Linked DNA regions of Homo sapiens: regions 2, 3 and 4 are each linked to region 1. Evidence: chromatin contacts called from ENCODE Hi-C or POLR2A ChIA-PET data. All regions are on one chromosome and are shown on one strand. Each heading gives the region's core, a stretch centred on a gene start or an enhancer-like site at or near the end of the contact. The rest is flanking DNA. Distances are from core to core; before and after follow the strand shown. Region 1 holds the start of IPPK (inositol-pentakisphosphate 2-kinase). Region 2 holds the start of NINJ1 (ninjurin 1). Region 3 holds the start of CARD19 (caspase recruitment domain family member 19). Region 4 holds the start of SUSD3 (sushi domain containing 3).

Evidence for each region. A loop is a pair of places that touch in the nucleus more often than their neighbours do. ChIA-PET counts read pairs that join two places held with the same protein, here RNA polymerase II (POLR2A). Pooled maps may share reads with other maps.
Region 2: a loop to region 1 is called in a pooled map, with 8 times the contacts of the local background. The contact joins the promoter of NINJ1 here to the promoter of IPPK in region 1. A Hi-C loop is called at or near these places in 1 of 168 maps with a recorded cell type or tissue (ascending aorta) and 10 of 50 pooled maps. POLR2A ChIA-PET finds 5 or more read pairs at or near these places in 1 of 52 experiments (GM10248).
Region 3: a loop to region 1 is called in a map of CD8-positive, alpha-beta T cell, with 5 times the contacts of the local background. The contact joins the promoter of CARD19 here to the promoter of IPPK in region 1. A Hi-C loop is called at or near these places in 5 of 168 maps with a recorded cell type or tissue (CD4-positive, alpha-beta memory T cell, CD8-positive, alpha-beta T cell, dorsolateral prefrontal cortex and 2 more), 5 of 37 single-sample maps with no recorded cell type and 20 of 50 pooled maps. POLR2A ChIA-PET finds 5 or more read pairs at or near these places in 2 of 52 experiments (CD8-positive, alpha-beta memory T cell and activated B cell).
Region 4: a loop to region 1 is called in a map with no recorded cell type, with 18 times the contacts of the local background. The contact joins the promoter of SUSD3 here to the promoter of IPPK in region 1. A Hi-C loop is called at or near these places in 3 of 37 single-sample maps with no recorded cell type and 8 of 50 pooled maps. POLR2A ChIA-PET finds 5 or more read pairs at or near these places in 2 of 52 experiments (HepG2 and OCI-LY7).

What each region holds. Positions count from the first base shown.
Region 1 is chr9:92,666,217-92,673,877 of GRCh38, reverse strand. It overlaps IPPK (inositol-pentakisphosphate 2-kinase), which reads left to right and starts at 3,747. Exons shown (of 13, transcript NM_022755.6): 1 at 3,747-3,970. The coding sequence starts at 3,890. LOC107987095 (a long non-coding RNA gene) reads right to left here and starts at 3,516. Exons shown (of 2, transcript XR_001746837.2): 1 at 3,205-3,516; 2 at 1-1,012. RefSeq lists enhancers at 1,750-1,919, 2,177-2,471, 3,226-3,275, 3,286-3,735, 4,476-4,645 and a silencer at 3,776-3,955.
Region 2 is chr9:93,129,183-93,136,843 of GRCh38, reverse strand. It overlaps NINJ1 (ninjurin 1), which reads left to right and starts at 2,593. Exons shown (of 4, transcript NM_004148.4): 1 at 2,593-2,701. The coding sequence starts at 2,627. It overlaps LOC124902212 (a long non-coding RNA gene), which reads right to left and starts at 3,832. Exons shown (of 3, transcript XR_007061665.1): 1 at 3,251-3,832. RefSeq lists enhancers at 1,283-1,879, 3,339-3,388, 4,870-5,467, 5,468-6,066 and silencers at 1,849-1,898, 2,399-2,628, 2,799-3,048.
Region 3 is chr9:93,094,909-93,102,569 of GRCh38, reverse strand. It overlaps CARD19 (caspase recruitment domain family member 19), which reads right to left and starts at 6,353. Exons shown (of 6, transcript NM_032310.5): 1 at 6,218-6,353. The coding sequence starts at 6,224. It overlaps LOC101927993 (a long non-coding RNA gene), which reads left to right and starts at 7,060. Exons shown (of 4, transcript NR_188444.1): 1 at 7,060-7,202; 2 at 7,556-7,661. RefSeq lists enhancers at 4,053-4,122, 7,316-7,365 and silencers at 5,996-6,105, 6,126-6,875, 6,896-7,205.
Region 4 is chr9:93,055,706-93,063,366 of GRCh38, reverse strand. It overlaps SUSD3 (sushi domain containing 3), which reads right to left and starts at 4,666. Exons shown (of 5, transcript NM_145006.4): 1 at 4,537-4,666. The coding sequence starts at 4,624. RefSeq lists enhancers at 534-1,101, 2,492-2,541, 2,610-3,590, 3,591-4,571 and silencers at 4,082-4,491, 4,502-4,951.

The DNA.
Region 1 (7,661 bases), core at 2,498-4,997:
GATACTTTTCTTTTTCTTTTTTTTCCAGACGGAGTCTCACTCTATCGCCCAGGTTGGAGTGCAGTGGCACAATCTCAGCTCACTGTAACCTCTGCCTCCTGGGTTCAAGCTATTCTCCTGCCTCAGCCTCCCAAGTAGCTGGGACTACAGGTGCCTGCCACCACGCCCGGCTAATTTTTGTATTTTTAGTAGAGACAGGGTTTCACCATATTGGCCAGGATGGTCTCGATCTCCTGACCTTGTGATCCGCCCGCCTCATCCTCCCACAGTGCTGGGATTACAGGCGTGAGCCACCGTGCCCGGCCCTGGATAGCTTTTCAATATGGTTAGAAGACATTTTCATTTTACTTTTCTGTTCTCTTCTCCATCCTTCCTTCTTCCCTCCCTTCCTCTATCTTTCCTTTTTAACACAAAAGGAGAAAGCACTAACAGTGTTGGCAATCTATATGGGACCTAGATAGAAGAGCATAACACATCTAATTAAATTGCTCCCTCTCTTGGCTCAGACTGCCATGACAAAATACCATAGGCTGTATAGCTTAAACGACAGACATGTGTTTCTCATGGTTCTTTTCCAGCCTTCTTTTCTTCCAGCCTCCTCAGATGGGAACCCTCTCCTCTGCATTCCCACTGTTCGTCCCCATATTTGTTTCTTTTTTCTTTTTGAGACGGAGTCTTGCTGTCACCCAGGCTGGAGTGCAGTGGCAGGATCTCAGCTCACTGCAGCCCCACCTCCTGGATTGATGCAGTTCTCCAGCTTCAGCCTCCCAAGTAGCTGAGATTACAGGCACACGCCACCACATCCAACTAATTTTTGTATTTTTAGTAGAGACGGGGTTTCACCATGTTGGCCAGGCTGGTCTTGAACTTCTAGCCTCAGGTGATCCGGCCATCTCGGCCTCCCAAAGTGCTGGGATTACAGGCGGGAGCCACCGCGACCGGCCCCCTATACTTCTTTCAAAGCACCCGAGTTCAGGAGGGGAAATGGCATGGTCTGCCCAGGTGCTGTTGCCTGTGAATTTAAAAAGAATGATAAAACCAAATTTGGATTTAAAAAACCTTTTTTTCAGACAACATCTGGCTCTGTCACCCAGACTGGAGTGCAGTGGTGTGCTCTCAGCTCACTGCAACCTCCACTTCCTGGGCTCAAACAATCCTCCAACCTCAGTCTCCTGAGTAGCTGGAACTACAGGTGTGTACCACCATGCCCAGCTAATTTTTTTGTTATTTTTTGTAGAGATGGGTTTCACCATGTTGGCCAGGCTGGTCTTGAACTCCTGAACTCAAAGTGATCCACTCACCTGGGCCTCCCAAAGTGTTGTAATTACAGGCGTGAGCCACCATCCCCAGCATGAATCTGCTTTTTATCATCACCATATAATGGCAATTTTAAAGTATCAGGGATATAATACACCTCCATGGGGGAAAAAATCAAGATACAGAACATTTCTAGCACCTTAGAGGTTTCAAGGAAATATTTTAATGCTTAATATATTATTTAATCTCACCCCAACTCTCCTTTTTGCAGGGTGCTGAGGAACTCAACTGCAGTCATGTTTAAGCTTCCCTGGCCTTGTGGGGGCGTGGGAAGGACTGAATTTTGTGAGCCCTAAGGTCCTCTCTCTCTGTTGGGAGCTACTTACCTCCAGGAGTGGCTGTTTCTGCCCCCATTTCTCAACCATCCCTGTGGAGGGTCCTGAGCCACCTCCCACCCAGCTTCCCCACCACCCCCCCCCCACCGCCTCCTTTTTTCTCTTTCAGACGGAGTCTTGCTCTGTTGCCCAGGCTGGAATGCAGTGGCACGATCTGGGCTCACTGCAACCTCTACCTCCCGGGTTCAAGTAATTCTCCTGCCTCAGCCTCCCGAGTAGCTGGGATTGCAGGCGTGCACCACACACCCAGCTAATTTTTGTATTTTTAGTAGAGATGGGGTTTCACCATATTGGCCAGGCTGGTCTCAAACTCCTGACCTCATGATCCACCGCCTTGGCCTCCCAAAGTGCTGGGATTACAGGCGTGAGCCACCACACCCAGCCTCCCCCACTTTTTTTTTTTGAGACAGAATCTTGCTTTGTCACCCAGGCTAGAGTGCAGTGGCTTGATCACGGCTCACTGCAGCCTCAACCTCCCGGGCACAAGCGATCCTCCCGCCTCAGCCCCTCAGCCCTACAAGTAGCTGGGGCTACAGGCACAGATACCACACCCTGCTAATTTTTTGTAGAGACAGGGTTTCACCATGTTGCCAGGCTGGTTTGGAATTCCTAAGCTCAAGCGATCCGCCCACCTCGGCCTCCCAGAATGCTGGGATTACAGGCATGAGTCACCATGCCCTGCCCCAGCCTCCCTTTTGAGGCCTAAAATGGAGGAAAGAGATGCTCAAAGCCTTCAGCTCATTTTCCTGAGTCACTGGCCTGATTTCACTACAATTCCCAAGGCCTGGCAAGGTGCCCAGCCGTTCTCAAAGTTGGGTCTGCAGGTCCTCTCTTTGTGAACTACATAACTGCAGATGTTCTTCACAATGTGTATGTCAACCAATGCAATATATTGCAGCAGACCGAATGCCGAAGCACATGTGAGAACCTATTAGGTCAGATTTTAAAAAGATTTGCAAAAGTGTAAAACAATACCACTCCTTTATTTTGGTGGTGGGCGTGGAATGTAATGTTTACTTTTTTTTTTTTTTTTTTTTTTGAGATGGAGTCTCACTCTGTCGTCCACGCTGGAGTGCAATGGCGCGATCTTGGCTTACCGCAACCTCCGCCTCCTGGGTTCAAATGATTCTCTTGCCTCAGCCTCCGGAGTAGCTGGGATTACAGGCCTGCGCCACCATACCTGGCTCATTTTTGTATTTTTAGTAGAGACAGGGTTTCACCATGTTGGCCAGGCTGGTCTCAAACTCCTGACCTCAGGTGATACGCCCGCCTCAGCCTCCCAAAGTGCTGGGATTACAGGCGTGAGCTACCGCGCCCGGCTGTTTACTTTTAAACGAAACAACAAAAAACTTTAAAGCATTTTAACTTAGAATGTGGTAACATCGATAGCTGTAACCCACATTAGCAAAAGCTTGGGGCCCTCATTTTTATGAGTATAAAGTGGTCCTGAGACTACGAGTTTGGGAAATGCGGTAGCTCTACGAGGCGGTGCCATTCTTGCCGCCGCATCAGTGAATTTAGGAGAAGGAAGGTCGTTAGCCCTCTGCCTCACCGCCAAGCAGGAGCCTTGCGCTCCAACTGCGTCCCTCGAAGTCTTCAGGCAAAAGCGGGACTGGGGAGTCCAGTCCTGTGGCCCAGCCACATTTCCTCGCGTAGAACGTTGGACAATGTTTTCTACCTCACAGGACCATCCAAATGACTGCGTTAGGTATTCCCATGAAATGTACGATGAGTACACCCTATTCTACAGAAGCAAAAGCTGAGGCTCAGAGACGCCAAGAGGTTTGCTGGGGTCTCGCGACTAAGCGGTCCCAACACCCAGACACCCTGGCTACCCGGGGACTGCCGGTCACTACCGGGCGCCGAAAAGCCGCCGGCTCCTTCCGCCAGCTACACATCCGGCGCCGAGGCCGGAAGCTTCTCTTCCGGCTCCCAAGACCGCGTTCCGGAAATGAGTCGCTCTACCAGTACCTAAGATGGCCGCCGGCCCATCCACCGTCGCGATCGGTGTGAGGAAAGTGTCACGAACCCGGAATTGCCCGACTCCGTCATGGCAGGCGCCGGGGGCGTGGCTTCCGGCGGCCACAGCTTGCTAGTCGCCGCGGCGGGGTCGAGCGGGGGCGGCAGCTGACAGGCGCTCCTCCCCCGACCGCAGCGGCTGGTTCCCAGCGAGGCGGGCGGCCCCCAGCTCGCGTCCCCGAGTCCTAGCCCGCGAGGCGCCAGGGCTGCGCCTGGGCATGGAAGAGGGGAAGATGGACGAGAATGAATGGGGGTACCACGGAGAGGGCAATAAGAGCCTGGTGGTGGCCCACGCGCAGGTGAGCGGTGGACGTGCGGCGCAGGTCCGGTACCTCACTCCGACGGCCGGTATCACCCCGCCCCCATTATCCGTTTCCTCAACAGGGTCGGTTCCACGTCCCCCCAGTACCTTCCTCCTCCCCGGCCGGTCTCCGGAATTCCCCCACCCTCCAGCATCCCCCCCTACCGCTTGGGTTCCTCATCACCCCAGTATCCCCTCTCTACTGGGTCAGTCTCCCATTGCCCCAGATCCTTCTCCTGGCCGGTCTGTCGTCCCCTCAGTATTCCCGTTCCCCGTCAGAGTCAGTTCCACATCCCCCTCCCCGCCCCGTCGGTGCCGCGCTCAGCCTCACGCGGTGCCGCCTCCCGCCTGGATGCCCGCCGGACTGCCAGGCCGCAGTGGGGTGGAGGCTTGGTTGGGACGGAGGGCCCGGCCAGCACTGGAGGAAGAAGCAGAGTGCCCACAGTGCTGTTACTCTCAGCACCAAAAGAGTTCAGCCTCGTGAGACTACGGAATTGCTGTGCTGTTAATAGTAAGGGGATGTTGTCCACAGGTCCTCTTCTCAACCTTTTAGAATTTGAAGGCTTTCACCTGAATTCAACGAGGGTGAAAGTTTTAGAAACTGCAGTAAGATCTCGCAAAGGTGAATCCCAAGAGTGAAGCGTGTGGGTTTCTGTGAGGGCCCAGATCTCTCTGACCTTTTGCTGTCTGGTACAACCACGCAGGAATGTGGCCGGCTGGAACGGGGGAGGGGGGTGAGGGAGGCGAGGATAGGTGTCATGTAGGGAGGAGTTAGAGCATGGGTGTTAAAGGCACAGGAATCTCAGTGTCTACATTTGTGAAGTGGAACTAGTAGTAGAATTCACTTTGTGGGATTGTTGCAAAGACCAGTTACGCAGGAACCCATCAAGTTATGCTTAGCAAGTGATAATTGTCATCCCTTGGACAGATAAATAAAGTGAAAATCAGAGAGGTTAAGGGCATTGCCCGAGTCGAACAGCTTGTCAGGGATGATGTAGGCAGTGGAGTCCTGCCTTGCTTCTGTTGTTCCTATGCTGGGTGCATTGGTCAGCTGTAGTGTAAGCTGCAAACACCCAGGTAGCCCCTAGGTTGTGCCTTTGGATTTTGTTGCTCATTAGCACAGGGAACTAAAGAACAGAGACTACAAGCTTTGCTCAAGATCTTTAGGTGAATTAATAATGGACCAGGCTAACCTAAAGCTGTCCTTCTCTTGTGTAGTCCACTATTGGCAAAGTGAGGGATGTTTCTGCGTGAGTCCTTTTGTTGTTGGGTTACTGTGCTGATCCCCTGAATCCTTTCCCAAAACAAATACTAATCTTCCAATTCCTTGGTAAGATTAGATGTATCTCTGCATTTTAGGTAAACCTAAGACTTTTCTTTAGTGAGGGCTGATACATTAAATTTCAAAAGTAGTGGCAGATGAAGCAGCAAGTTTCAGGCTTGGAGCAAAAGGACACCCATGTTGAAAGAGCAGAGGCTTTGACGCAGTTGCCTCTGGCACTTGGATCTCTCTGCACGTTCCAGACAAGTATGTGTCCACCCCCTTCCCTGAGTAGGCATCTCCAGGGCAGCCTGGCCCTACCCTGTTGCACAGCTCTGATTGTAATGATTGTTTATTTTTATTTATTTATTTATTTAGAAACGGGGTCTCACTCTGTTGCCCAGGCTGGAGTGCAGTGGCGCGATCTCGGCTCACTGCAACCTCCGCCTCCCAGGTTCAAGCGATTTTCCTGCCTCAGCCTCCCGAGTAGCTGGGATCACAGGCATGCGCTACCGTGCCCAGCTAATTTTTGTATTTTTAGTAGAGATGAGGTTTCACCGTGTTGACCAGGCTGGTCTCCAACTCCTAACCTCAAGTGACACCCACCTCAGCCTCCCAAAGTGCTGGGATTACAGGCGTGAGCCACCACGCCAGGTTGATTGTTTATTTTTTCTTTCACCTTTTCAAATTTACCTACAGCCACCAGGCTGTTCTAGACCTATGCTATTCATTCTTTTTTTTTGAGACGGAGTCTTGCTCTGTCTCCCAGGCTGGACTGCAGTGGCGCAATCTTGGTTCACTGCAACCTCTGCCTCCTGGGTTCAAGCAATTCTCCTGCCTCAGCCTCCCAAGTAGCTGGAATTACAGGTGCCTGCCACCATGCCTGGCTAATTTTTTTGTATTTCACCACGTTAGCCAGACTGGTTTCAAACTCCTGACCTCAAATGACCCGCCCGCCTCAGCCTCCCAGAGTGCTGGGATTACAGGTGTGAGCCACTGTACTCAGCCTCATTTTTTATTTTAAATCTAAACTTGCTTTACTGTGCTCATTCCTGCTTGGTTGTTGTTTTTAGCTCATCATTTGAAATTGAAGATTATCACTGCACATAGTCTCATGAGAAAATGTTTCCCATCAAGTTAAGGTCAGATGGAGCCTGTGCCTGATGTGGTAACCTGAACCAAGCCTAGCCCACCAGCTCTGCCCTGTGGCCTGTTTGCTCAGGCTGTGGACCGAGGAGGAGAGAGAGCAATTCCCAGAAGGCAGCTTTTTAGGACCTGTTGAGTTCGAGCAGAGGGTGTGTGTCAGTGGGATAAGAGATGGGTGAGGTAGAATAGGAGGAGTCCGTGGTCTTGTGGATGCTGAGCATGCGCCCAGCCTCCTTCCAGCCGGGTGTGGGAGCAGGTGGACCCTGCTACTGTACTCCTTAGATCCACCTCATTCAGTCCAAGAGAGAGGGAGGCCTTTGCCAAGTTTTTCCAGGTAAGGAGAGGGTTGCTTTCTCTGAGAGGACATCAGCTTCTCTCAGAATTGAAAGGTCCCTAATGAGTCCTGTGCTGACCCCCATCCCCTCTACCATGAGAACATGATGCGCCTTCAGCCAGCCTGAGCTCGTCCTGCAGGAGCCGAGGGCCTAGGTAAGGAGATCTGCATGGTCATTGGCTGTCAGCACTAGAAGGAGCACAGTGATGTTCTTCCTGCAGTATGCAAACATGGGATGAGAGAGAGCCTTCTGTGCAGCGCAGGACTTGTAGGAAATGAGGCCTGGGGATGGAGGAACTAGGTGTGGGCTACAGGAGGGTGGGAGGTTGTGCCCAGGGTGGGCAGGAAGGTAAATAGCAGGCCAGCCATAGAGAGGCGTTTAAAGGTGTTCCTGACAGAAGGTGGTCAGCTTCCCCAAGGCCCTTCCACTCAGAGACGGCCCAGGATGATTCTCATTTTGCCTGTCAGTTTGCATTCTGCCTCTGTTTGGGATGGTTGTGCACCTGAACTTTCCCAGGCACAGGTAACCATGGTGTTCTCTGCCTCATGTGGTGTGGACCCTGTGGCATGCTTGAGAGGCTCTCGGCAGCCTGGCATGTTCCCTGGTGTGTGTCTGGAGCTCCAGACACTGACCCTGTGGGGGCTCCTTGATGAGGGAACTTCCCATCTGGGCACAGTTTCCTCGCTGCAGCCTGAAGGTGCAGTACTTGGGCCAGTGGCCACATCTCAGGTTAGTGAAGTCCACAGGTTGCCCCTTTATGCACTGCCGCAGGATTTCTCTCCTGTGTGACGCCTGCGCCTGCCTCCTTCGCCTTCAGCTTGTTGGTTTTGGCTCAGTGTCCTGTCCTATGAAGGTCACTTTAGGTTTGGTTTGTCATTCCATCTCCTAGGTGTCTTCAGATCTGGATCATGCACTTGTCTGGGGCACTGAGCCCCTTCCGGACCACC
Region 2 (7,661 bases), core at 1,344-3,843, 460 kb before region 1:
TGGGGCATCTGCCAGCCCGTTCCTCCCAGCCACACCCCTCCTCTGTGTCTCTCCTGGGGACATGTCCCTCAGCTCAGGGTCAGCGTCTAGAAACTGGTCTTGGACAGCTCATGCACTCATGGTCTCCAGGAGAACTTGAAAGTAGGTGGTTGGGCCCGGTGCAGTGGCTCACGCCTGTAATCCTTTCACTTTGGGAGGCTGAGGTAGGCAGATCACAAGGTCAGGAGATCGAGACCATCCTGGCTAACATGGTGAAACCCCGTCTCTACTAAAAATACAAAAAATTAGCCAGGCGTGGTGGCGGGCGCCTGTAGTCCCAGCTACTCGAGAGCCTGAGGCAGGAGAATCGCTTGAACCTGGGAGGCGGAGCTTGCAGTGAGCCAAAATCGCGCCACTGCACTCCAGCCTGAGCAATAGAACGAGACTCCATCTCAAAAAAAAGAAAAAAAAAAGGTAGATGGAGGTGACACGGGGTACACTGTGCCTTTAAGACTTGTCCTGGGTTGGATCCAGCAGAGAACAGTTGGGTAAACAGCATTGAGCACAGTGGGGAAAACAGACACTACATACTCAAATGAGGATGACGGAGCAGACGAGGGAACTCCAGCGCTGCAGCCTGCCTGAGCCCTGACACCCACACGTCCTGCCAGCAGCCCCAGGAGCTGAGGAAACTGAGGCTGGGAGAGGGTCTCAGACGGCCAGCACAGAGCAGGTTTACAAACCCCGAGGCTGATGTCCCAACTGTCACTGGTGCTGCGACCCTCCCGGCTTCCTCTTAGAAGGTGGGAATGGGGCCAGGCGCAGTGGCTCATGCCTGTAATCCTAGCACTTTAGGAGGCTGAGGCGGGCAGATCACCTGAGGTCAGGAGGTGATCTGGCCAACATGGTGAAATTCTGTCTCTACCAAAAATACAAAAATTAGCCGGGCGTGGTGGCGCACACCTGTAGTCCCAGCTACTCAGGAGGCTGAGGCAGGAGAACGGTGTGAACCCGGGAGGTGGAGCTTGCAGTGAGCCAAGATCGCACCACTACACTCTAGCATGGGCGACAGAGCAAGACTCCATCTCAAAAAAAAAAAAAAAAAAGGATGGGAATGATGAACCACACTGCAGGAGCTCCCACATGGCACAAAGGAAAGAATACTCTCAGGACGGGGTCTCCACCTGCCAAGCCCTCCTACTTCGGGGCCTCTCTACACGCCCTTGGCCTTCCAAGGTCTCAGGGCTCCCCTGCAGCTCCCAGGGCCCTTTCTGGGTGTGACGTATTTTCTCTGTGGTCCCACACCTCCTGCCCCTCCAGGAATTGAGCCCTCGTGGGCAGGCACTATCCCCCAGAATAGGGATTTGTCCCATACTGTGAGAGAGTTTTTTGTGTGAATGGTGCTGGATTTCCAGCTGCTGGTGAACACTCAGGTGTGCCAACAGTGCCCTGATTATGCGAGGACAACAGCAACCATCCCCGTCGTGGGCCACCGTGCCAGACCCTGTCCTGCAGATCCCCTCTGAGGCAGAGCTGGGGCAGTGACAGCCTGAGCCTCAGTTTCTCTGCTGTGAAGTGGGCCCACGACAGCTCCTCCTTCATGGGATGACCCCGTTTGGAGGATCAGGGCAAGCGCAATCCTGCTGCCCTGCCCATGCCCACTCACTCCTACCTCCTGTCCCGGTGGCAGCCTGACTGGACAGAGCCTGGGGTCTGAGCTGGCCTTCCTTCCACTGCCCTTCTGGAAATAGAGTGGCCATACTGCCGCAAGCTGACTATGCTGTGGTCAGGATGAACTCCCCTGGCCTCCCAGGGTGGCCGCCACATGCTCTCGACCCCCAGGCCCCCAGATGGGCAAAGTGCTGAGGAATGAACATATGGAGAAACAGAGACCAAACAACCACTTCAATCATACAACAGGTGGGGGCCCGCCTAGCATCTGGCCAGGGCTCTGGGCACTGTGCTGCCCCCAGCCCACCCCCTGCCACAGGTGGCACAGATGGGCCCATGAGTCAGCGCACGTTCATCCCCTTTGTGCCTCCCCCAGCCCCTCCAGCAGTCTGTGCCCTCATAACCCCCATTTCCCAGGCAGGAAAACCTAAGGTCAGGGAGTGGGAAGCCCTGTGTCAGCGTGGCCCGCAATCAGGGGAACCCCGGACTCTCTGACGCTGTTACTAGGGGCGCAGCAGGCGCTGTGCTGGAGCGATCTGCGGTTCCCAGGGCGAACCCCGCCTGGGAAAAACCCAGCGTGGGCGCCAGCGGCAACGCCCGCTCGCTTTCATGCAGTTTGCCTGGTGGCCAGGGAAAGGTCGTTCTTGGCCTCATTTTGTGGATTAAAAGTGTCCGCGACGGAGGTTCAGAGCAAGACGCAGCGCAGGGTCCTCTGGGGCCATCGGCGTCGCGCCCCCTCCCTTGTGGGGCCCCGCGGGACCGTCTCAGGCCCGAGGGGTTGGGGTCGCCCCAAACTGCGCGCTCTCAGCGTACAGCCTCCAGGCCCCGGGCCCGCCCCGGGTGGAGGCGGAGTCTGGGGCAGCAGCTCGCCGCCGGGCGGGCCGGGGGCGGGCCGGGGGCGGGCGCGCAGCTGGAGCCTGCGGCTGAGGCTCGGGCGCGCTCAGGCCCGGATCCTGGCGGCCTGGGCGGCCGCACCATGGACTCGGGAACCGAGGAGTACGAGCTCAACGGCGGCCTGCCTCCGGGCACACCCGGCTCCCCGGACGCCTCGGTAAGACCTTCCCCCCACCGCTGCATGATCTTGCCAGGCCCTGTCCTTTCGGGGCGCCGCGGCTCCCCGGGCACCTGTGTGCGCCGCGTCCGCACTGCAGAGTGTTGGGGGACGTCCCGCTCTAGGCCAAGTCCTTCCCGCCCCATCAGGGTCAGAACGATGCCCCCGGGAGCTCCAGCCACCCCCGGCAAGTGGGCGGGACGAGGGGGCGTGGGGGCGCAGGGCGGGCTGGCGTCCCCAGCCCCACTAAGCAGCGCCCGCGCTTGGCTGCACGGCGGAGGGGGCCTCGGCGCAGCTCCTCGGGCTAAGGACTGCCGGCGCCCGGCTTTCCCGACCTCCCCCCCACTCTCGCGCGGGCCTCTCTAACTTCAGCCTCGCCGTGCCGGCTCCTCCGCGCACTTTGCCCGGAGGCGGGCGGAGGGGAGTCACAGCCTCCGGGCTCCAGACCAGCTGCATGCAGACAGTTACGTCACCCCACGCTGACCACACAATCTGATGCGTGCCTTGATGGGGGAACTTGGGGCCCGCTGTGGTCCCTATTCCACTCACCTGCCTTGAGAAATAGAAACGTCACACAGCCTTCAGTGTATGCCGCCACCGGCCCTCCAGAACTTGCCCTGCCCGGCCTGGGAGGGCTGTGGGCAGGGGGCAGGCCCTGGTAGTGGTCCCGCTTCAGAATTCTTCATCCCAGGACTCAGCACTTACTGAGCACCTTGTGTTTGTTGCAAGGTCCTGGCATGGCCCTCTGGTGACTTGTTTACTTTGAACATTCTTTCCTTTTCTAACCCCCTCAGGGATGGGGGCAGGGAACAGCAGCCTGTTGGGTTTTTCCAGGCCTCTCCATGGCGTGGACCAGACTGGGGCAAAGACACTCTGCCCACTCGCTGGTGAACAGTCCTAGGCCGGTGCTGTGGGGACAGGACATGTTCGGGGAGGCGGGGCCCCATGAGCCACGGGATAGGATGGCCCTGGGGCTGCATGGACACTTGTTCCTAGGTTAGAGAGGAGCTGTCGCACTGCAGGACTTGACCGGTGTGCGGGACCCCAGCGACCTGGCCCTGCCCCAGTGTGTGAGCACTTTGGAGCAATAGGCAGGGGGCTCCTCCGGCTGTGTGTCCTTGGGAAGTTGCCACACCTCGCTGGGCCTTTTAGACATGGTCTTATAAAGAGAGAACAAAGGGTCTCTCCTGCCTTCAGGGAAGTGGGGAAAGCAAGTCAGGTAATAAACAGGTCAGTGGCTTGGAAGCGCCTTGGAAAGGAAGGGATACTGCTCCTCCCCCAACCCTGACCTTGCCCGGGCAATGCCCTCCACTCAGAGCAGTCTCTGCTCACTTCTGCGGGCGGCAGGATAGGCTGTGCCTCCTGAGATGGGTGCATCTCAAGCCCAGAGGAGATTGGGTTGGATTTGTTCCCGGATCACTGTCTTGGCTCTGGGCACCAGAGGGAGAGAGACACAGCCCCGCCCCACCAAGCCGCGGTTGGAGAGCAGCCCAGCCCAGACAGGGCAGGAGAGGCCAGGGCAAAGCAGGGGGTTCCCTGGGGGCTGGGAGCCCATCGTGGGGGGCGGGGCATGGTGGTCAGGGAAGGCTTTCTGTGGAGGTGGGGACATTGGCTCTGAGCCCTGGAGGGCAGGGAAGGTGGGTGAGCAGATCTGGCTCTCTGAGATGTGTGGAAGGGCATCTAGGCAGAGGGAACAGTGGGAGCAAAGGCTCAGAGGCTGGACCACAGAGCACATGAGGGCCAGGTAGGAGGTGGGGGGATGGGAAGCCAGGCCGATGGGAGGGGCCTTGCAGGCCTGATCACGGTCTGGTGTCCAGGGAGCTGTGGAAAGGCTATGAGCCAGTGTGAGGATGAGCACATTTCCCCTTGAGGGGTAGAAAACTTCGAGGGCCGCTCTGCTCACCCAGCCTGGGGGCCCAGGACCACCCAACACACCTGTTCCTCTTCCCAACCTCAAGACCTTGCTTCTCCGTTTCTTGGGCACATCATGTCAGCACTCTGTGCCTCAGTTTCTCATCTGTGAAATGGGTGTGGTCGCGGTGCCTGCCATAGAGAGTGGTGAGGACTCAGTAGCTGATGTATATGAAGTGCTTAGAGCCAGGCCAGCACTCAGCGCCCTCATCCTTCTGCCTGCCACGGAGACCCTCTCCCACTGGTGACCCCTGGCAGTGGTTTGGAGAGGGCAGCGCTTTGCCCAGCTCCCTCAGTTTCCTTTTCTGTAAAATGGAGAGTCTCAGTTTCCTTTTCTGTAAAATGGGGCACAACTGCTCACCTCCCAGGGTGGACAAGGCTCAGGGAGGAGCCACACGTGGAACTCCAACCTGGGTGGGCTCTGTTGGGCCACGGCCGTGGGAAGCTCTCAGGTCTCCCCTACCCCGTGTGCCCTGCGCCCCTGTGGCCCTTCATGTGAGGGCCCCCATCAGTGTCCAGGGATTGAGTCAGCTCACTTGTGGCTGTCAGCAGAAGGAATAGTAAACAACAATGTTAATGTGAAAATGGCCTGAATCTGTTATCCCCAGGGTGTCTCAAGGCAGGGAGGTGGTGGGGATGGGGTTAGGACACGGCCATCTGGTGCCAGCCACACCTTCCTGCCCCTCACAGCCCGCAGGTTGAAGGTTCCTGGGGCCACATCTGGGCCGAGAGGCATGGTCCTTGGAGGTAGGTAGCTGTGCCCTGTATACCTGCCGTCTGGGCCGTGCATGGCCTCAGCTGCCCAGGAGGAGGTTTGCTCGTTTCCTCATTTCCGCTTTCCTGGCAGATCCTGAGGCCGGCAGGGTCTGGGCCAAGTTCTAAAAGGCAACCCTAACATGGTCTCAGGGCCACTCGTGGCCAGTGCTGAGTCCGCGGGAAGTGGGTCTGCCTGGCCCAGCTGTGGTGGGAACCCCGCCTTCCAGCACTTCCTGCTGTCTTGCTGGGGTTTCCTGCCAGGAACACAGACATGGAGCTGGGAGACCCTCTCAGGGCCTGCTTCCTGGGCTGGCCGGTAGGAGACGGTGCAGGGCTCCAGTGCCAGGCCCTGCCTGTCTGTGTGGCATCTGGGGAATGGGCACAGCAGCTCATGCCCACACTGGTGGGTCAGACAAGGGATGCCGGAAGCCCCAGGCAGGTCCTAGCATATGGTGGGGTAGAAGAGGGGTGCCTGATTTTCAGGTCGCCCCACCATCTGCCAATGCCTGCTGAGTCCAAGGGTTAGGGCCAGTGAGCAGGACAGGCTGCGAGCAGCCAAGGTGTAGACTGGGACCCCCCAGGCACCCAGGGCAGGCACCTCGTCCCTGTTGTCCCCCTGGGTCCTGCTCAGCACAGGAGAACCTGTGCCCCAGGCTGTCCTTTCTTTGCTGTGTGACTGTTTTGTGAGCCTGTTCAGCTGCTTTTGAGTCAGTGGAGTTGGTCGGGGAGGCAGAGTCTTTCAAAACAGTGAGAGCCAGGCATCAAGGAAAACAGCCCTGCCACCCACTGCCATGCGCTCCACCAGCCACGGGGCATCTGAGACCACCCCATTCAGTCCCCTCCACATCCTTGTCTACCCATTTTACAAATGAGGAAACTGAGGCATAGAGTGGTCAGTGTTGAGGCAGGACTCGGGGGGTAAAGGAGGTGCTGTGGCAGCTTCCAGCCCTACTCCTCACAGGCCCCTGGAAAGGGCGACTGATATGCATCACCACATTTGTGGGCCCACAGCCCCGACCCTGTCTCCTCCCATCCAAGCCCTGGGTGAGCCAGAACACCCATTATGCTATGGCCAGAGCCAGGCCGGTGGATGCAGCAAGCCTGGTTCATATCCCACTTCTGTGCCAGCCCCTCCTGCCTGAGCTGAGGATGCTCACTGAAGTGGCCCTAGGACCGACCGTGTGGCCCAGCCCCAACATGTGCAGCCTGCAGTGGGGAGGCCGACCGTCCACAGAAGGTTGCATGAGGAGCCAGCCACGCCCCTACACAGAGCTGACCTCCTCACCAAGCCTCCCTCCTAGCTTTCAGAGGAAATATATCTGGCCTGGCCCCAGGCCCCGAGTGCTGCTGAGGTTCTGGGAATCTATTAACCAGGGTGTTTATTCCCTGCCCTGCCCAAGCCATGGGCACTGGTCTCAGCAGGGCTTAGCTCCTGGCAGCTCCTGCTGGCTGGTCAGGACCACAGGGCTCCCTCACCTGTGGTAGCTGGGTCCCCCGGCCACCCTCAGGCCCATCCCAAGATAGAGGCAAGTGCCCAGGACTGGGGGAGAGTGGGATCGTCCTCCCTGGGACCCTCCTGTGTGGTGGTCAGCTCAGGGCTCCAAGGCCCAGAGTACCAAGGTTAGGGACAGGGAAGCAGACTGTCCCTGCTGCCCTCCCCTCCACATGATGCTCCCAATGTGGCCTGCTGCCTGGGGTGGTTGCCAGCTATGCTGTATCCTGGGGCAGCCCTATGCTTTGGGACACACAGTCCTGGGAGATGGCTCTGGGAAAACCTCCTCTGAGCTGCAATCTGCTGGTCTGTAGAATGGGAGAGGAACACAGCCTCTCCCTTGGTAAGCAGGAGTTTCCCAGGTGCAACCCTAGATATACGGAGGGGGAGACTGAGGCCAACGGAGGGGGAGCTTGCGTCAGGGCCACGGGCTGGGCTGTGGTGAGCCAGGGCTTGACCTGCATGCAGAAGCTTCCCTAGCTGCAGGTTGGACAGGAAGCAGATGGCCGGATGGGCTGGAAGTGCCCTTCACCAGCAGGGGTGCATGGTCAGGGCATTTGCTGGCCACTCGGGGCTCAGAGGCCATCCTGGGGCATCTGCTCCACAGCCTCGTGGTACACATGGAAGACTGAGGCACAAAGTGGGGCTAGTTGTCCGGACACAGCTGGAGCCTGAAGCAGGGAGCCATTGAGAGTTCAGCCCCTAAGGGACAATGGCATCAGCTACCAGAGCTTCTGAGCCCCGGGGCCTGGGTTCAAATCCTAGCCAAGCCCTCACTTGCTATGTGGCTTTGGGTAAGGA
Region 3 (7,661 bases), core at 5,104-7,603, 430 kb before region 1:
TCATAAAGACACACATATGGGTCACTGGCATAGAATAAGAGAGTCTAGAATTAAACCCTATTTTTAATTAAAAGAGTGGAAAAAAAGAAAGTGAAAAAACAGTTCACATAAATGGAAGAAATATTTGCAATGCATATATCTCATAAGGGATTAGTATCCTTACTCCATAAAGAACTCCTACAACTGAACAGCAAAAGACACAGAGAACCCAATTCAAAAATAGGCAAAGAACTTGAATAGACATTTCTCTAAAGAAAATATACAACTAGCCATCAAGCACACAAAAAAATGCTCATCAGGCCAGGTGCAGTGGCTCACACCTGTAATCCCAGCACTTTGGGAGGCTAAGGGGAGCAGATGACCTGAGGTCACCTAAGGTCAGGGGTTCGAGACCAGCCTGGCCAACATGGAGAAACCCTGTCTCTACTAAAAATACAAAAATTAGTCGGGCATGGTGGTGCGTGCCTGTAATCCCAACTACTTGGGAGGCTGAGGCAGGAGAATTGCTTGAACCCAGGAGGTGGAAGTTGCAGTTAGCCGAGATGGCGCCACTGCACTCCAGTCTGGGAAACAGAGCGAGACTTGGTCTCAAATTAAAAAAAAAAAAAAAATGCTCATCATTAGTCATTAAGGAAATTCAAATAAAAACCACAATGAGATATCACTTCGTACTCATTAGGATAGCTATATATTAATATAACAAATGTTGGTGAGGATATGGAGAAATTCAAACTCTTTGGCATTAGTGGTGAAAATGTAAAATAGTGCAGCCACTGTGGAAAAAAACAGTATGGCAGGTCCTCAAAAATCTAAACATAGAATTATCCTGTGATGGCCGGCACGGTGGCTCACACCTGTAATCCCAGCACTTTGGGAGGCAGAGGCAGGCAGATCATGCAGTCAGGAGATCGAGACCATCCTGACTAACATGGTGAAACACAGTCTCTACTAAAAATACAAAAATTAGCTGGGTGTGATGGCGGGTACCTGTAATCCCAGCTACTTGGGAGGCTGAGGCAGGAGAATCGCTTCAACCCGGACGGTAGAGGTTGCAGTGAGCCAAGATCATGCCACTGCACTCCAGCCTGGGCGACAGTGAGACTCCGTCTCAAAAAAAAAAAAAAGAATTACCGTGTGATCCAGAAATTCTACTTCTAGGTATGTACCCTAGAAAACAAAAAGCAGGAACTCAGTCGAGGGTGGTGGCTCACACCTGTCATCCCAGCACTTTGGGAGGCTGAGGTGGGCAGATCGCTTGGGGTCAGAAGCTCAAGACCAGCATGGCCAACATGGCGAAGCCCCGTCTCTACTAAAAATACAAAAAGCTAGCCAGGCGTGGTGGCACTCGCCTGTAGTGCCAGCTACTCAGGGGGCTGAGGCACGAGAATCACTTGAACCCAGGAGGCGGAGGTTGCACTAAGCCAAGATCACACCACTGTACTCCAGCCTGGGCAACAAAGTGAGACTCTGTCTCAAATAAATAAATAAATAAATAAATAAATGCAGGAACTCAAATGGATACTTGCACACTGGTTTTCATAGCAGCACTATTCAAAATAGCCAAAAGATGGAAATAGTGCAAATGTTCACCAAAAGACGAATGAATTATCAAAATGTGGTATATACCTATGTACAATGGAATATTACTCAGCCCTAAAAAGGAAGGAAATTATGATACGTGGATGTTACAACATGGACGAACCTTGAAAACATTATGCTAAGTGCAATAAACAAGGCACAAACGGACAAATATTATATGATTCCAATTATATGAAGTACTTAGAGGGGTCAAATTCATAGAGACAGAAAATAGAATACAGATTACCAGGAGGTGTGGGCAGAAGGAGAAAGGGGAGTTATTGTTTAACGGGTACAAAATTTCTGTTTGGGATGATAAAGAAGTTCTGGAAATGGCCAGTGGTGATGACTACACAACACTGTGAGTGTATTTAGTATCACTGAAGTGTACACTGAAAAAATGGGTAAGAAGGTAAATGTTATGTTTCCATATATTTTCTCACAAAAAATGTAAATGGATAAATAAACTCTGGTTTATCCATACAACGAATATTATTCAGTGCTAAAAAGAAATGAAGGCTGGGCGCGGTGGCTCACGCCTGTCATCCCAGCACTTTGGGAGGCCAAGGCAGGTGAATCGTTTAACCTGGGAGGCGGAGGTTGCAGTGAGCCGAGAGTGCGCCACTGCACTCCAGCCCAGGCAACAGTGAGACTCTGTCTCAAAGAAAAAACCAAAAACAAAAACAAAAACAGTGTCATCATGTTGAACACAGTGGGGCCCCCTCTTGGGTTCACTCCTTGAGGCACAGACTCAACAGACTGTTTTACTTTGTCATGTCTCTTTCCAGTTGCCACTTCCTCCTGGCTGGTCTTTCTGTACCCCAGAATGTGGACCCACCCCAAAAGCAGCCATGCTCCGTGGGGCCCTGTGCAGACCCTACAGACTGAGGCCCAGGTGAGAACAGCCCGTCTCAGTACGCTCGCCCTGTGCGGGGCTGGGGACCACGGTGATGGGCAGATCCATCCTCCAGGGGCTCACAGTGTAGGGGTGCGGGCTGGCATTCACCAAGCAAACCCACAAACGTATCCTTAACCCCAGAGATACCTGCCCTCCAGAGAACAATAGGGGGGCCATCCTGGTTCACAGGGCCCCTGATGATGCCCACATTGAGGCCATCAGCCACTCCATCATCTGGCTGAAGCCACTCACCGTGGGCCGCGCAGGGAGGCAGATGGCTGGGGGCTGGAAAGGCTGGCTCAGCCCTCACCTGCACTGAGTCCCACAGCAGCCTATGCGGACTTGCCAGCAGCCCCATCATGGTGAGGAAGCTGAGCACAGGGACGTCAAGTGACCTGCCAAGGCCACATGGACAGGCCCAGCTGGGCAGTCTGGGTCCAGCGCCTGCAGCCCTCTCGTTAAAGAACTAAGATGAATTAGCCAAAATTCACAGAGCAATCCCATATGTCTGGCACTCTGTGAGCCCTACGTCACCTACAACCTTCATCCTTCCAACAGCTTTGCAACATAAGGACAACCACCAGCCCCATTTTCAGGTAGGGAAACTAAGGCACAGTGAGAAGATAAGGTACCTGCCCAAGACTGCAACCAGATATGAAGTGACAGATCAAGATCCAGGCCCAGGCACAGCCATGTTGAGGACCACCTCTTGATATTCAGACGTTCTGCCTCTCTAATTAACATGGAAATTCACTGTAATCAGCTACAGCAGTCTACTCCCTGCCAGTCCAAAAGCACGCCCAAGGCTGTCCTCTCCAGCATTGCCCACTTGGCTGAGCACCCAGTAGGTGCTCACTAAAGAGTTCTGCAGGCCGGACGCGGTGGCTCACGCCTATAATCCCAGCACTTTGGGAGGCCGAGGCAGATGGATCATGAGGTCAGGAGTTCAAGACCAGCCTGGGCAACATGGTGAAACCCCATCTCTACTAAAAATACAAAAAAAATTAGCTGGTCATGCTGGCACACGCCTGTATTCCCAGCTACTCAGAAGGCTGAGCCAGCTACTCAGGAGGCTAAGGCAGAAGAATTCCTTGAACCCAGGAGGCAGAGGTTGCAGTGAGCCAAGATTGCACCACTGCACTCCAGCTTGGGTGACAGAATGAGACTCTGTCTCAAAAAAAAAAAAAAAAAAAGAGTTCTGCAATGTATGGTCCAAGACCCAGGGGCAAGGGCTGTAGGTGGACCGTGGCCAGCATCCTGTAGTGGCTTCCTCCTGCCCTGCAAGCCGCTAACCAGGCAGAGCCTCCGCTGCTGCAGAGCCATGAGTCACCATGAGCCGTGAGTCAGCTGGCACAGGCCGCACGGTCCGGAGGCTGAAGCCAGGCTCTGCGGCTTGGGGGTCCTGTGCTTCCTGTGGTTGCGAGTTGTGCACACAAACAGGCAGCACTTGGAAGCCAGAAAAGGCACAAGAAGGGAAACCATCTCAGTGCCAGCTCCCGATAAACAAGTCCCTGAACTGTTTTTACAGGACAAAGGAAGATGGCTCGCTCTGGCACAGACCTGGCAAGCCTTCACCACGCCCTACATCCCCTTCCTTCTTGCCAGGCTGGCACCAGGACTATGGACCCCCATTCAAACACCCCAATATGAACCTTCTTATCAGCCCAGACTGATGCCCTCAGCCTGGCATTCAAGGCCCCGTGGGAGCTGGCCCCACCCACTCTCACCGGGCCCTCTAGGCCCACAAGACATCTCAGCCCAGGCTGAGAATACCTGTTCCTTGGTTTCCACCTGGTTAATTCATGTTCACCTTGCTGTTCTACGTGCAAAAGGCCTTCCTGAGTTCCTGTCATCCCCAACCAACTGGAGTCCAGACACTTGGGCATCAACCTCCTCTCCCGAATTTCTTCCAGGAAACCCCTTCTCTCAGTGCTCAGCCCAACTAAAACTGCTCACTCCCCGGCACAGCCCAGGGGGTAACTTGTCAAGCACCTGCCCCACGCAGACACCTCCTCAGCGTTCTGCAGGCACTGGCTCACATGCGCTGCTCACAGCGAGGGCTGGCGCAAGGCAGGACCCCAGTTGGTGCATGGAGGCAGTGAGCCTGGGACTATGGGTCTGCAGCCTCGCAGGGCTGTCCATATGACCCTCCCAGAGCTGTGCTCCATGGGCCTTGGTTCCCCATCCCAAAAACTAAGGGTTGTGAGGGAATGTCTCCAGGCCCAGTGAGTAGACATAGCAGGTAGGAAGCATACACTGGACAAGGTGAGGCCTATAGTCAGAGCCTTCAGGGACCCCTGCCTGATGTGGTTTCCCAGCTCCAGGGTCCCCTTATGCAAGGAAGCTTCCCTGACAGGCAGAAAGGGACAAAGTCCCTTTGTGCAGGAAGGCTCCTTAATGGACAGCAAGGCCTCAGGCTCTGCCAACACCCAGTCCCTGGGACAGGGCTCCCTGGAGACCAACACAGCTCTGAGTTGTGTCCCACGCATTCTGATGAACTCACTAAGGGAATTACGGAATCCCAGCCTGGGCAGGGCACAATTTAAGACTTTGTTTCCCCATCTGTACACAGACGAGATATTCCAGGTGTCCCCATCTGATCATTTTCAAACAGGAATCACCCAACACAGGGTCCAATGCACAGTAAGTGCTCAGAAATGAGAGCCACAAATAAGAAGAGTTAGAAGGGAGGACAAAGGGGAGCAGGTGGCAGCTGGGGTCTCTTGTGGCCTAGGCTGGAAGTCTCTTCTGGCCTGGTGTCCTGGAAGTCATCAGTTTCCAGCCCATGAGATCCTATTTGTGGGCAGGACCTAGGCTGAGACTCAAGAGAGCGAGCACCGAGAGAGGACTAGGGACTTCTGGGGCTACCCTGAGCCCCTGAGCCAATTCTGCTCCATGAAACAGAACAGTAAGAATGAAGTGTAGCTTCTGGGAACCCCCATACTCCCTGGCCGGGCTGCCATGGGGTCCCTTACCAGCCCATCACCCTCATGGGGCTTCTCCAACAGGGGAAGGTCCACAGGGCAGAGTCACCCTGTTTGGGATCAGGAGGATGGTGGGCAGGTCCCCAGACCAGAGAGGCCCTGGGGAGGAAGGCTGGGCTGGGGCCACTAGCGTGGAGCACAACAACCTTGGGGGGTCCAGTCGCTGTCCCCGATTCTCTTAGAACTAAACAGGGGCAAGAGCGTCGTGGACCACCGAAGGAGTCTGGGAGACTCCAAGAGTCCCACAGGAATCACATGCCGCCGAGGAACGCATCGCCTGTCCCGCGACCTCGCTGGGGTGGTTGTAAGGATGGAGCGTTGTTTCCGTGGCCAGAATCACAGCAGGACCGCTGTGAATTCTCTCCGGTGTCATTTCTACCACCTCCTACTCTTTCAGACCAAATTCCCCACCACGGGACACACACACATTGGCAGTGGCTGAGCCCAGACCGCGGCTGTGCAGCCCCACCCTGGAGCTGCCTTGTAGCCCCCGCCCTCTTCGGGCCCCGCACCTGGCCACCACCCATCATGCCCGGCACCGCCTCGGCTGGCACGGCCCCGCCGGGTAGAAGCCCCGGGACACCCACCACTTCGCGGGGGTGCACTCGCGCACCACCGACAGCTGACGGGCCAAGGTCACTCGGCCCCCGCTGCCCAGGCGCGGCCTGCAGGCGACTCGCAAGGCAGCCGGACCCCCGGGCCGGGCCACCCATCCAGGGCGCCCGCATCCCTGCCGCCCAGCCGACCCCGTGCCCACCTGTCATGGCGACGGACACAGCGCCGCCCGCAGTCCCCAGCGGTCTGCCCCGCCGCGCGTCCGCCCCTCGGTCAGCCGCCCGGTCCACCAGCTCCAGCGAACGCCGCCCGCGGGCCGTGCTCGCCCGCCCCTTTTGGCTAGGCCAGCCCCCCGGCTTTGGCTGTGTAGCCTCGGGGACTCTAAACCCCGCCCTTTGACGAGCCCCGCCCCCTACCGTTAGGCCCCGCCCCTTCCGCGCCCGCTACGGCTCCCCCAGGGCTCTAAACTCCGCCCCTCTCACTCGAGTCCCGCCCCCTTGCCGTCCTGGGATAGGCCGCTGCGAGGATCCTGGAGCCTTGCCCCTCACTCGAGCCCCGCCCCCTCCGGCGTCGGCTTCCGCCTCTCCCGGAGTTCTGAGCCCCGCCCTGCACCTGAACCCCGCCCCCTCCGACGACGGCTTCCGAGCCTCAAGGAACCCCCCACCGGGCCCCGCCCCTTACTCGAGCCCCGCCCCCCTCCGTCGTCGGCCTCCGCGCCTCCAGGGGCCCTGAGCCCCGCCCCTTCCTGCTCTGCCATGCGACTGCGGGCGTGGGCGGGCGACTGCGGGCGTGGGCGGGCGCCACCGGACTCCCGCCCCTCCCAGCGTCAGTTAAGACGCCGCGAGGGGCCCAGAGTCCCTCCCCTCGCTGGGCCCCGGTCCCGCCGGCGTCTATAACGCCGTCGCAGCGGCCTTTAACCCCGCCTCTCACTCGAGCCCTGCCCGCGTCCAAGTCCCGCCCTCAAGGCGGCCTCAGCTACGACCGCCGCGCGCCTCCCTGGAGGCGCCCGCTCCTGCCCGGAGCCCTGCCCGTCTTGGGCCCGCCCTTCCGGGCCCTGCCGCGTTGAGTGGCGGAGTCGGGATCCAGGTGGCCCGCCGGCCGGCTCAGTCCACCTCCCCGCTCCCGGCCTCGCGCCCCACCCCTTGGATGAGAAAACTGAAACTGAGAGGGGACGTGACTGATCCAACGTCATACAGAAAGTCAGGCCCTGGGGAGTACAGGGCCAGGCCTGGGGCAAAAGGCCGGTGGGCGTCCAGTACGCCACAGGGACCAGCCAAAGGAGGCAGTGCCCAGTGATGCTTTCCCAAATCCAGGGGAGAAGGACTCAACGGTGTGACCTCGCTCGGCGGGGTGGGGGGGGGACACCTTCTTGGGGGACCCCAGTCCCCCACCTTCAAAAGAAGACACTAGCTTGACAGTGTGACCCGAACTAGAGAGGTCACTTAACCTGCCTGAGCCTCAGTTTCCTGGACTGTAAAATGAGTGACCTTGGGCCAACTCCACTTCCCTCCCGCTTTCCTTCCTGCTTTCCCTCTCGTAGGCCTGGCATTTCCAGCTCCGGAGCCCGCCACAAGAAGCTCCTAGCCCCACATGATGTGAATGCACTGGGCCCCAGCCAGGAAGTGGAGACCCGTGAAGGAAGGAAT
Region 4 (7,661 bases), core at 3,417-5,916, 390 kb before region 1:
TGGGGTCTGGGAAGAGCAGGACTGCCCTATGGAGATCTTGGAGCAGGATCTGGTGCACAGGATCACTCCCTAGGTCAGGGCTTGAGCAGCCCAGGACATGAGCCCTACTGGGGCCCTGGGCCTCAATCCCCAAGGTCCATGGAACACAGGGAAACTTCAGCCCTTAGCCCTTGATCCCCAAGGTCTGCAGCATACAGGGGACCTTCAACCCTCCAGGCCCCAGTGGGGTCTCCTGTACTCCTTTCCTGAGCCTGGGAGGCCAGGAAACACTTTCTCTGGGCTGGCTCCATTTTCCAGATGAGGAAACTGAGGCCCACAAACCTGCCCAAGGCCCCTGGCTGCATGATGGCAGTGCCAAGAGTAGGAGGCTGGACTCCTGTCCCCTTGGGGTAGCCCTTTCCATAGGATTCACAGCGAACTCACAGCCAGGATTCCGTAGGATTCACAGCGAACTCACAGCCAGGATGGGGCAGGCAGGCAGCACAGTGCCAGGAGCTATGGTCTACAAAGTCTCTACCTGCACCCAACTCCCAGGGACATTCCAAGAAATCACCAAGGCATGAGGATGGAGCTGGTGGATCACCCTTGTCTCTAACCACCGCACAGCCAAGTCCTGCTCACACAGAGACTCCCGGACTCCCAGGGGACCCAGGGCCACCCCTCACTGACCTCCTGAGCCCCTCCCCATGCCTGATGCATGAGAGGCAGATCCCATCTGTCCCCTGTCCCCTCCCCTGCTTCAAATACTCATGAACTCCCAGCTGCCTGCAGATGGCCCTCCTGTGCCTCACCCCTGCAGAGGACCCCACACCCCAGCTGTCTTTGAGGATGTCTGTTCCCTAAAGCTGGAGGCAGAGGCCTTGCCTCTCTGGATCCGTCCTGCCCTCCAGCCCCATCCTACCCACCTGCTGTTCCCCAGCCCATGGTTGTGGCTGCCCTTGGTCTGCCAGCCTAGTGCTGGGGCATTTCTTACCTGGCACCCTTTAGATCCCTTTGCATGTAAATCTTAAAGAAGAGGGAAAAACAACAGAAAACGGATTTGATGCAAACAAGATACAAAATAAAAACACACGAGGCCCTGCCTGGCCCTCCCACGGCTCAGGGGCAGGTGGAGAGGACCAATGGGTACCTCAGGGCCACACCTGTGTGATGCCTGAGCGGCCCTCAGCCCACATGCCGCGCCTGCGCCTCTGCCTGGCCACCTGCTGCAGCTGCGCTTCCTCCCTCCCTGGCCTTATGTACGGAGGGGGCCAAGCCTGACCGGGTGGATTCTCATCCTCCCAGCCTGTGAGGCCAGCCGGGCGTCTGAGAACAATCCGTACTTGTTAATCTTTTATCTGGAACCTTGGACCTCAGGTCGGCCCCTCCATCCTCCCTCCTGGGATTCGCCACACAGCCCCTATAACCTGACCTCGCCTGCTGTGGGATTAAGTAACTATGTTCCCTTTTATGCTGGCTGAGGCTGTGGGAGAGAGTGACAGAGGCAGGCTGCTGAACCCAGTCTCACCTAGACTCGATCCCCACCTGCCAGTGAGTCCCTGTGTGACCTCAATCTGGGTCTCAGTTCCCCCAAATGTGAAACAGGAACCTTCAGGAGGAATTTCTCAGAGTTTAAAGGGGGTGACTTTTGCACACAGAGGTGCTTTGAGAACAGGACCCCCAAGACCCTGGCAGTGGGGACAGGCCTGGCCCCAACACTACATGTGGGTGTCCCACAGCCCTGGCTGTGTGTCTTCAGGTAAGTCACTTGCCCTCTCTGAGCCCATCTCCACATGGAGGGTGAGCACAGGCTTCAGAGCCACTTCTGCCTTCCATCTCCAGGCTGAGCAGCAGGGTGGCCTCAGGATGTGGAAAGCACACAATCCTCCATAAAAGAGCTGGGCTAATTCCAAATGAGGAACATGTACTCCCACATCCCTGGTGGAAAACCGAGGGTCCGGGAACCTATGCCTTCTACCAGCAGCTCTTTCGATGCCAATGGGTGGCAGGAGGCCATAGCCAGGCATCACAGGGTGTGTCTGCCTTGCTTTGATTTACACATGCATTCACGGGGTCTCAGTTTCTCCTCTGTAAAATGGACACAGTCCAGTTCTGGGGCAGGAGTTCAGGGGTGAAGCCAAGAAGGCACCAGCAGAGCATGCCTCCTGCTACCCCCTCTCCAGGCCCTTCCTCCAAGGCCCTTCCACGGATGCCAGGGGGGTTACCTACAGCCACTGGAACCCTGCTTTCCTGGACAATCTCCCAGATCAGGGAGTGCTGGGGCTGACCTGGGAGCAGGGCCAGGGGCCAGTCATACAACAAACATGATAAACTCCTACTCTGAGCTAGTCTCCCCCGCGCCCTGCCCTTCTCCCAGGGCGCTCATGGGAGATGAGGGAAGACCACTTCCTGCCTCTCAGGAAGATCAGTCTGTCCACACTACTGTGCTCTTCATATCTACTCTAGGAAAACCAGTGGTAATGGCCCCATTTTAAAGATGGTGGGAAAAACACACATCCCCGTGCTATGTTTTTGGTTTTTGTTTTGTTTTGAGACAGAATCTCGCTCTGTTGCCCAGGGTGGAGTGCAGTGAGGTGATCACAGCTCACTGTAGCCTCGAACTCTGGACGAAAGCAATCCTTCCACCTTTCAGCCTCCCGAATAGCTGGGACTACAGGCGCATGCCACCATGCTCAGCTAATTTTTTTTTTGCATTTTTTGTAGATACGGGGTCTTGCTATGTTACCCAGGTTGGTTTCGAGCTCCTGGACTCAAGCAATCCGCCCACCTCAGCCTCCCAAAGTGTGGGATTAGAGGCATGAGCCACCACTCCTGGTCAGTGGTGTTTTAGTGTCAAATCCTCTCCAAAGGCTCCCAACCCCCCAGCCTCTAACTTCACAGCACATTTCACAGAGCAAGAAACTGAGGTCACATGGCAGGGGAGTGATGGAGTCCAGATGATGGCATCATCCCTGCACCAGAACAAGTACCCTCCCTGGGCTCCACTGGGCCTGTCCACAAGCTTGGGGGCAGGTATACAGTGGGGAAACTGGGGCACATGGGGAAACTGAGGCACAGAGGTACAGCGACTCACCCCAGGTCACAGGGGGGATCCTAACCCAAAACTCCAACAAGGGGGCCAGTGCCTGGGAAGTGGTCATGGTGGTCAGAGGCAGAGCCAGGGCCAGGCAGGATGAACAAGAGCACAGGGTGCCAGACTAAGCTCCATTCCCAGCACAAATTCCAAGGCAAACAGCCTTTTGTATGCAAATATGCCAGAGCCTCCAGATACTCCCTGGCCTTGGGCTGACCTTGGGCAAGTCAAGGCTATCCAAAGGGCACTGGCACCCACGCCCCCAGGCTGTTGTGCCAGTAGAAGGGGCTCCTCAGGTAGTACCAGGCCCTGGGCAGGCCTTGCTCAAACACAGGAGCAAAAGTGCTCATCACCCCAACACCAAATTAGGGACTCTGGACATTAGGCTGCCAGAGTCAAACTAAATAAACCAAATCCACCAGCGCCAGGAACAAGTCTCAGCGCCCACTTTGCTGAGCTGCGGACCTCTGCTCGGTGAATTAGCTCCCTGAGCCGCAGTTTCCCCAACTGTGAGAGGAAGCCATTCTCCTGCCACCTTCCTGCCAGTTCCCTGGGGCTGCAGGCTGACAGTGTGACCTGGTCCAGCCCACCCCACTCCGGGCCTCAGCTTCCTCCTGCGCAGAGCCTTAGCCCCGCAACGCCTGAGACGCCCAGAACCCTCAGGCCTAACGTTCGTGGGCAGTGGCCGCGGAAGTAAGCTTTTGGGATATCTGAGACCCAGAGTTCCGGTTTGGTTCCGTTTCTAAAAGGGTTAGACTTTAGAATCATTCAAGGAGCAAGGCCAGCATTCGAACCCCGGAGCCTTGGGCACGGGAGCAGACAACTCTTTAAGCACATTCTTGAATTCAAACACTTAAAAGTAAAATAAAAAGCAGCTTCTCTTCCTTCCAAAGGCCTCTGAGCCTCCTCCGAGACAGCCGAGGCGATCCCAAGCCTGGCTACAGGGTGACCTCGGACAGCCACTCCCCTCTCGCAGGCTCAGTTTCTCCATCTGTAAAGTGGAGCTGCGCTGGTCACCAAGGAATCGTGAAGATGACACCTCCCTCAGGCGCAGAGAGGGCTCCCGGCTCCCCCCTCCCGCCCCCGCGCCACCCGCCCGCCAGGTGAGGCCGGTTTCGACTTCCCCGGGAGGGGCGCGGAGGGGCCCGGAGCCTGCGGCGTGGAGAGGCTTGGCCGGCCGCGCTGTCCGCAGACGCCCGGGACCAAGGCGCTGCGGCCACTCGGGAACGGGCGCGCGGGCTGCTGCGTGCAGCCGCCTGGTTTCGAACTGCTCGCTGCCAGGCTTCGGCTCCGCTAGGGCGCCTGCTGGGCCGGCGGAGGGTCGAGGAGGTTCGTCCTCGGGGCAGATCGTTGCTGTGGCCCCCACCCACGGCTGTGCGGCCCCGCGACCCCCTCCCCTCGGCTTTCCCGTCTGTGAAATGGGCGCAGAGCCCCGCACGCGGCCACTCGGCCCCAGCCCTCACCTGTGCGGTTCCCTGGGGCAGGCGTGGTGACCCCGGCCCGCCCCCGGGGCCTCGCCTTGCCACGGAGGGTGGCGGCCGCCCAGCGCATCCTGCGCGCTCCGAGGCGCTTGGCGGGGTCTGCCAGGGGAGTGAGCCCGGCTTGTGGGGGCGGGGCCTGGGCCTGGGCCTGGGTGAGGGGCGGGGAGGCCCCGCCCTCCACGCCCGCCCAGGGGCGGTTCCATGCAACTTACAGACCACGCCCACACGTTGGACTGGGGCCGAGGTCCGGCCGGGGGCTGTGGGCGGGGGCCCTTGGGGAGACCAAATACCCAGCGGGCCAAGGCAGCCGGCTGAGCGGAAAGTGTTGCTACTCCGGGGCGTTGCACGCGTGGCTACCTCTGCCCAACACCCTTCCCCCATCCCTTCCTGTTCTCACCTTCACTCCTAGTGTGGTTTTTCCATGTGCTTCTGTGTTTTTATTTTTTGAGCAGGATTTTGCCTTCTCAGGGTGCCGGATTCGGCCGGTACCAAAGGGCAAACAGCAAAACGCCTCCCCGGCCCGCCCCTCCCGTAACCCACTCACCCCCAGAGTCCTGTGTGGACCCAGCCTTCTTTCCCTGTCTCTCACTGGGCCAGGCCGTCTGAGGCACACTGAGGTCTGGGTGCCCTTGTTGTCTTCGGTTCTCACTGAGGGGCCCCCGGCTGGGGGAAACAGGATGGAAAGCCCTGGGGTCTGTCTGCAGGGCCCACCACACCTGGAGGCCTCCCTTCTCCTGGCTTCCCCTTCCCACCCAGCTCCACTTGCAGCAGGCCCAGAGCTGTGATCCGGGCTCTTTCTCTCCCTCTGACCCCACCCAACCCAGGCTTAGCCCCCTGCCCAGGCAGCCACCAAAGGGTTGGGTGTGGTGTCAGGCCTCAGACATCCTGGATCTTGGGCTGCTTGTGGGAGACCACCTGAGCCATGCCTATTCCTGTGGAGCTGGCAAAGGCAATCCTGGCAGAGGGAACAGCAGGTGCAAAGGCCCTGGTTTGGCAATGTGTGGCAGCAGAAGCCCAGTGCGGCTGGCTTAGGCATGCCTCCAGGAGCGCAGAAGGTGGCCCAGGTGGGCCAGGCTGGCTCTAGAGTGCCTGGCAGGTGACCGTGAAGAGTGTGGATGTTCAGGTGGACCATGAAGCAGGGTTCCAGCAGGGCAGCCCCTCCCCGTCTCTGCTTTCCGAGCCCTCCAAAGCTGAGGTTCAGTGTGAAACGTGAGGGGCCCTCCCCCTTTCGCCATCAGGGTTGGCGTCACCCCTGATATGTTCTTCCCACTTGGACTTGTGGGTCACACACGATGGCTTACTTCAATCTCCTTTATTCAAAATCAAGCATGTGTATTCTTTCTGCCATGTCGGGAAGGGCAGGGCCATCAGCAGTGCCCACTCCAGACCACACTCTGGGACCCCAGAATGTCTTGCCAAGTGGCCCCTAGCCCACCTCTCAGGCCTGTGTGGTCCCTTCCCTGGTTTTGCCCACCATGCACCACCAGGCAGAAGGCCACTGCCTGTAGGTGCATGGACAGGGCTGGGAGGGAGGTCTGGGGCAGCCCTCCAATAGCTGGGTGGAGCTAGGTGGGGATGGAAAACACCAGGCTGCCTGCAGCTCCCTAAGCCACCACGCTGTGACCCAGGCCTTCAGGAGCCTTCAAATGCTAAACACCTGGCCATTTAGGAAGTGTGTTTCCTAGAGCTGTGTAACATAGTACCCCAGACTGGGTGCCTGAGAACAACAGAAATTTATTGTCTTATGGTTCAGGAGGCCAGAAGTCTGAGATCAGGGTGTCGGCAGGCCTGCAGTCCCTCCAAAAACTCCAGGAGAACAGCCTTCCTTGTATCATCCAGCTTCTGGCAGTTCCTTGGCCGGTGGCAACTTAACTCCTGTCTACACATGGTGCTCTCCCTGTGTCTCTCTGTGTTCAAATCTCTCTTCTAAGGACACCAGTCATATTAGATTAGAGCCCACCGTAATGTCCTCATCTTAACTTAAGACCCTATAAAGAGTCTGTAAAGACCGGCCAGGCTCAGTGGCTCACGCCTGTAATCCCAGCACATTGGGAGGCAGAGGCAGGTGGATCATAAGGTCAGGAGTTTGCGACCAGCCTGGCCAACATGGTGAAACCCTGTCTCTACTAAAAATACAAAAATTAGCTGGGCATGGTGGCGCGTGCCTGTAGTCCCAGTTACTTGGGAAGCTGAGGCAGGAGAATCACTTGAACCCGGGAGGCGGAGGTTGTGGTGAGCTGAGATTGTGCCACTGCACTCCAGCCTGGGCAACAGAGCAAGACACCATCTCAAGAAAAAAAAAAAAAAAAAGAAGAGTCTGTAAAGACCTTGTCTCCAAATAAGGTCATATTTGGAGGTACTGAGGGTTAGGACTTAAACATATAGATTTTGGGGGACACAGTTCAGCCCCTGACAGGTGGGATCAAGGAGGAAAGAGCATGTTTTTCTGAGCAGTCTGTCGCTTGGTTGGGTTGTGGACATTCAGGCTTGTGGCGCTGGGCCTCCATTTGTACTGTTAGGGGACCTGGAGGTGGCCTAAGGACCTCTGTCATGTCGTTTCCACAGGGAACTGTATGCCTTGCTGTGGCTCAGAACACCCATTTGCTGCCAAAAGGCCATCTTCAGGAGCTATGGGAGGGATCTGAGGCTGGTTCTGGAGGTGGGCCTGTCACCTATTTGAACACTGATCAGGGCCATCTTGTCCACCTTTTCCCAGGCCCTTGGAATGGTTTGCTCCTAGAAAGCCCAGCTATTCTAGCCATGCACGTGGGCGAAACTGAGGCATGTGAAAAGAACGGCACTGGCCCACTAGGGACAACCGCCTGGGGTGCCCCCTTCCATGGTGAGAACCATGGCTCTCTGACAGGCTTCCCTGATCCCTGGGGCAGGGGTGGGCACCCTTGCACTGAGTCTTCGTGTTCTCATCTGAGGGGTGGACATTGTCCTGCCACCCTCTCAAGGCAAGTGAGAGACTGTGATGTGCTCAGGATGGAGTGGTGGCCTCTAAGCTGGACTGTGAAGGCCCGTCAGCTTTTGAGCTTGGCCCACCCGCTCAGCTGTCCTAGTTGCCTGGTTTCCCAGACTCTCCAAGTCTAGGCACAAACTGG